Linked DNA regions of Mus musculus: region 2 is linked to region 1. Evidence: chromatin loops called from intact Hi-C (ENCODE). Cell type or tissue: gastrocnemius. All regions are shown on one strand. Links, peaks and the distances in the headings refer to the core of each region. The heading gives the core; the rest is flanking DNA.

Evidence for each region. Peaks named below come from ENCODE experiments on the same cell type or tissue, not always from the same donor. Only the 100,000 strongest peaks of a DNase experiment are listed, where the experiment ranks them.
Region 2: a loop joins it to region 1, with 2.1 times the contacts of the local background. A loop is called at or near these places in 5 of 42 quality-filtered maps.

Annotation. Positions count from the first base shown.
Region 1 is chr2:77,115,704-77,118,616 of GRCm38, forward strand. All of the region lies in intron 5 of Ccdc141 (coiled-coil domain containing 141), which reads right to left. Among named protein-coding and RNA genes, the nearest start is that of Gm39862, 46 kb to the left of the region's middle. In gastrocnemius, for the core only: no CTCF peak of the experiment used is centred there; no DNase peak of the experiment used is centred there.
Region 2 is chr2:77,168,857-77,171,769 of GRCm38, forward strand. It overlaps Ccdc141 (coiled-coil domain containing 141), which reads right to left and starts at 1,779. Exons shown (of 24, transcript NM_001025576.3): 1 at 1,529-1,779. The coding sequence starts at 1,630. In gastrocnemius, for the core only: no CTCF peak of the experiment used is centred there; a DNase peak (open chromatin) is centred at 1,560; H3K4me3 peaks cover 2,345 bases; H3K27ac peaks cover 2,281 bases.

The sequences.
Region 1 (2,913 bases), core at 259-2,758:
TTCTAACCGTAGTTGTTAGAAGAACTTCCCCATCGCAAATATACACACCCCAAATGGAACTACTATAATAATATACTGTAAACAGTGTTAAAGTTTTGGGTTATTTACTTCTGGAATTTTTCATTTAATATTTTGCAGCACGACTGAATATGAGTAATCCATGAAAGTGACCAAATGAATTTAATGAACTTATGGTCAAACATAACAAGTATAATAAGTGAGCTAAAGAACTAGCCCAAAGGCAGACAAAGTTCAGAAGGTTGGATGAGAAGACCACGCCCCACCATTGGTTTACAGATTTGAATGAGAAGACCACGCCCCACCATTGGTTTACAGATTTGAATGAGAAGACCACACCCCACCATTGGTTTACAGATTTGAATGAGAAGACCACACCCCACCATTGGTTTACAGATTTGAATGAGAAGACCACACCCCACCATTGGTTTGAGTATTGAAGGCTTCCTTCCCAGGAGGTGAAGGATCAGGAGATGTGATCTTGTTGGAGGAGGTATGTCACCTGGGATGGGCTTTGAGGTTTCAAAAGCCAGGGCCAGGGCCACCTCTATTCCCCCTCTAGTTTCTATGAATCAGAAGTAAGCTCTCAGCTACTACTCTAGCACTATCCCTGCCTGTGGTCACGATCCCCTCCCATAACGGCCATGAACTCGCCATCTGAAGCTGTAAGCAAGCCCCAATTAAAGGCTTTCTTTTATAAGCTTCTCTGGTTGTGGTGCCTCTTCACAGCACTAGAAGTTGATTTTTAACTACTTTGCAGAGAAGGATGAGTTTTGAACTAGGCCGGATGCCCAGCTGCTCCTGTTCTCTTGCACATAGGGTGAGGCTAACACATCCAGCAGTTTAGACACGAGCTGGGATCTGGCTAAAATACAGCTTCGTGCCAGCTCTTACTGTAGCTCGAAAATGACAGAGTGAACACGTGAAGATTTGCTCTAAACACTATGTACTTCATATATTTTCACACATAATTATGGCTTTATTTTTGTAAGAAATGGATAGATAGCTACCATTATTAGCCTCATTTTACACAAAGAAAAGTAGTACACAGAGACTAATAACCTTGGTAGTAAGTATAAAAGCCTAGAAAGGTATCCGTGCCCTCTGCCCCAGAATCCCTGTGCTGTAGCCCTTGACCACACTGAAAGCAATGATGATCAGCATGCATTCTAATCAGCAAACACCTATCGCTTTCAGAACTACAAGCTTCTCCTATAAACATTACGATACTTTACATTTCCTGCTAACAAGGAATTAAAAAAGAATTCCAGACGTAGCCAATGTGCCAAAATAAAAGTCTATGATAAGTTTTAAACTACATATGGATTGTTATTTATGTCTGCTATTGGACCAAACTCTCAGATTCCAATATCACCAAGCTAATTATAACTCTCCCCCACACCCCCTATTTTTGCCTTATATACAGCCTTTATGTATTTAAAGAATAATTTTTTTATGCTTCTTAACCCTGCCTATGCTGTGTCATATTAACTTAAGCTGGTCATTCATTCAGACTCTAAAGTAAATGAGAAAGCAGCGGCATGTGCCAGAAAACACACAAATAAACACAAGTGTGTGTTCATACACAAACAAGACTTGCGGATGCCTCATAGGCACAAGACTCCACGCATCGAAGCTACGCATCCACAGGGCATCTCAGACGCCATCTTGGCTGCAGCTAATAGGGAAGATAGTGTCTGATAATGGCTGCACTCTCCTCAATTTATGAACCATAAAACCTTCCCAGTGAATTCTGTTACCCTCCCCGCCCTGCAAAAACTTACACAAATATACATAGGTGCACCCTGGGTATTAAAAGCAGAGTGCCTGCCCCATCTTAATTCTCCTAGATGCCCTTGACATCGCCTTGCATAAAGAGGCCATGAATAACTTAGTGTTAGTATATTTGTTTGCTTCACTTATGTCTGATTGGGACAATTGAGAAAAATTACATTCATAAATCTTCTTGCCAAGATAATTAATTATGCACAAAATATTCCATGCTGCTTCTGATTTTCATTAATGAGGCAGATTATCTGCAAACTAAGATGCTGCTATGACTGGAAAGAAAGGGCAGGATGTTCGCCTGTCGGCATGAAACGCGTGCACATTGTCTTACATAGGAAAAACGGTGATAAAGGGACGCCCAGGGAGGGTGCTTTTCAAATGATCACATCCCAACTAAGACAGAAAAGGAGTTCATTTTCACTTACTTTCCCCTGTAAGCAATGAACATCTGAGTTGCTATCATGCTGGTCATTTCACTTCCTTCCCCCAAAGAGAATGAACTGAGGCCACAGCACCCAGAGTCGCAAAAGTATCAATTGTCTCAAATAATCCTTAGGGGAGATGCCTCAGATGGTCAGAAATGCATAGTCTCTGCTCTGATTAGTCACCTCCTTCCTCTTTTCCTTAAGTGCTTAGAATGACTGGCAGGGCTGCCGGTTTATTAACGTGTCTGTTCACTGTCTTATGCTCCATAAAACAAGCACAGAATGCACACGTCTCCCCTCTTAGGAAGTAAGTTTCTACTGTGCTCTAGGACTACTGGGCACATGGTACAGGAATATCACGTCCTGCTCTTAACTCCCTAGCAATCTCTCAATCTGGTGTTCACACTGCCAAGTACAAGCACGGCAGCATCTACAGAACTGTGAACAGAACATCTTAAGCCTTTTGGACATTACACTAATGTTTACTTAGACTGATAACAATCAAGACGGCACACTTAATTTTTTATAGCTCTGAGAAACTGGAGAGGTTCCACCTCCTCACCAAGAAGACACTGTTTAAGTCATATTACAGTCAATATTATAGACGCATCAAATTTCATATTCTACTTTTGACCAAAGGATATATCTATTATTTGGCTAGATTCATAAAAGCCATATTACA
Region 2 (2,913 bases), core at 258-2,757, 53 kb after region 1:
AATGACAAATGTGTGCTGTGTGTGCGTTAGATGGTGATCAGTTCTTCACCATCACCGGAAGAATTCACACAAAACATCTCTAGACAGAGAGGGACACTTCACAGAGGTAGAGCGGGGTGGAACTTCACTATGGACCAGACCTGGGCTTTCCCTGCCCATCAATACAAACTTTGCTCTCTGAAGAGGCTGAAGTGCCTTTTCTTTGGAGATGGCAGTGGGGAAGGGAGCTGGAGAGGGGACCGTGAGTGGTTTTTCTGAGAAACAGAATCCAGCTTAAAAGACTTTTCTATATTGTTGTTAAAGTTTGTATGTTCGTTGTACCTCTGACTATCTCATAGGTTGTTGTTTAAGTATTGTGACTCCGTCTACTCTATGAATGTTTTAAGTTTGAGAAAAAGTAATGTTTACTAAAAAACAAAAAAGTCCTAGATTTGCTTCTCTTCCATCCCTGCTGGAATCTACATGTTGCCCAAAGCGTCTTTAAATCGTGTGCAAGTGACCTGATTGCACTGGGGAAGCCATGGTCCTTGTCATTCCCACTCACACCTCTGCTGAGGACAGGATGGGGAGTGGAGCTGAAGTCCTATTTGTTGTGCAGAAGTCTCCCAGTACTGAGAACCCCCCACCCCCACCCCCACCCAGCTAAGGCCTTGAGCAGGACCCTGCATTCCATGCCTCTTCAGAGAATTGCTTTGCTCAATGTCAAGCTCGGCTTTTCTCCTACACAGCTTCATGCTACTATACAATTTTGCAGCATGTAAATCCAATAGGCCTTGTAGCCAGGTATTTGTTTGTTTGTCGTTTTGTTTTACCAGGTTTGCTTTCATTAAACCTGAATTATTTGGGTGGCATAGTGTCTAAAGAGCAAGCTTATAGTCCAGAGGATCTTTCATGATGATTTCAGTCAGAGGAAAAAAAAAAAATCATGGGAGCCTCGTACAACCCAAAATAATGTGTGGCCATCTTTGCACAATTAGACATAAAACAATTAGACATAAAACACACAGTTAAGGCCCGAGTCACTGCACTTTCCTTTTCTCAAGAGGGAGAGGCAGTTTAATAAGTAGTCTGTGGCAGTCTCCATCCCCCTACAGTGGGAGAAGTATTTAGCGTTGCCTTTACCAGTGAAAACCGGTTCTGGGAGGCTTCTGGTGCATCCAGTTCTCTCAAGCTCAGGACAGTGCCCCACTCTGACCTGCCTCCCCATTCTCCATCACAGCCACTCAGAAATCTCAGGCACTGTCCTGGCCACCCAACTCTCCTGGAATTCCTCAACCTTCATCACATGCGCCTCGCCTGTAAGGACCAAACTGAAAGTACACAGTAAAGTTTGTTGGAAGGCGCTCTAGAGGCGTTTTACCCTGAAAAGCAGCTGCCAACTTGTTGGAACTTAGCAGTCCTCTGTCACGGATTTAAGTGGCGAAGATCACTTGTTATTTGTCATCTGCTCTGCATTATCCTCCCGTGCTCTCAGCCATTCCGCCAAGAGCCCCCCAGCCACACAGAGGAAAGCAAGCTGTGAGTTTACCTTGACAACGGCGATCACGATCTTGGAGTCCCCAGCGTGCACGGCTACAGAGCTGACAGTGGTGGTGGAAGCACCCACATGGGGACTTTCTTTGCAGGACATGGCACTTTAGAAGCAGGGCTTAAACCCCGAGCAGCCTTGGTAGTGATGCTGTCTGCTGGTCATGTCAGAAGGCTTCCACGAGGCTACCGGGACTCTTTCAGGGAACGCGCCTCTGTTCACACTGATTGCCCGGCCAAAAGGAAAGAACAGGAAGTTAAAAATAGACAGCCCCATTGAGCTTATCGAGAGGGAGGGGGAAAGGGGAGAGAGAGTTACACTCGCGGGGGGGGGGGGGGGGGGAGGGAGGGAGATGGAGAGAGAGACACAGAGACAGAGCACCACCCCCCTAGTATGGTAACAGAAAGTGCCAGTTATTTGAACCATTATCTGAAACTCGAGGGACAGCTTTGAGCTCTTTGCCTATCAGCTGATGTCTGATAGCTAATGGAAAAAAAAAAAACAAAAAAAAACTACATCCTGACAACCCAAATTAGTTTTGCCATCGAAACTAAACAGTTGTAGCTATGGACTTTGCAACCAGAAAGTCACTGACCTGGATATCAGTCTTTTCAAGTCTTCTTCGTGCAAAGAAAACTACTAAAAATGACTCTCTCTCTCTCTCTCTCTCTCTCTCTCTCTCTCTCTGTCTCTCTCTGTCTCTCTTTCTGGTATTTATTTGAGGAGTTAAGTATTTTTAAAACAACTCACCCAGGATTTATCAAGAACTACACATCTTCCTGGGATTTCTCTGTGACTGTTTTCTGAACAGTATTTTCCAATTCAGCCAGCAAACAGCTGTGAGAAAGCTCAGCACTTCCATGCTTCTTGTTAACTCTAAGAAATGTGTTTTCTTTGTAGTGAACATTTTGTTTCTTTTTTGTTTGTTTTTGGCTCTGCTTTGTTTAGCCTCCTAGACTGTTCTGGCTCCCCCCGCCCCCCACCTCTCTTTCTTTGTAAATCCCCATTTCTACCTGGAGAAAAAAAAATTTTCAACTAGCTTCAAATCAGAGTGAGGCTCACAGATTAATCCTATTGCTAGAAGCTCTGCCTCTGTCAGAAGTTGTCTGTGGTATTAAGCAGCAGCTGTTGGAGCCCTGTCAAAGAACAGCTGAAAATAACACCACTGAAGTTTAGGTCAGAGGTCAGAGGCAAACACATCAGAGACACTAACTCCAAATCTGATGAAACCACTGGAGAGCCCTGGGATGAAAGATAAACCCGAGGACGGAGCCATAAACGGAGCCAAAGGAACCCACTCCCTGTGTAGCCCCCCTTAGCTCTGAGTAAAAGCACGTTAGACCCTGGGCCGACAAGGCGGGGGCTGCGTAAGCAGTGCCACTGAT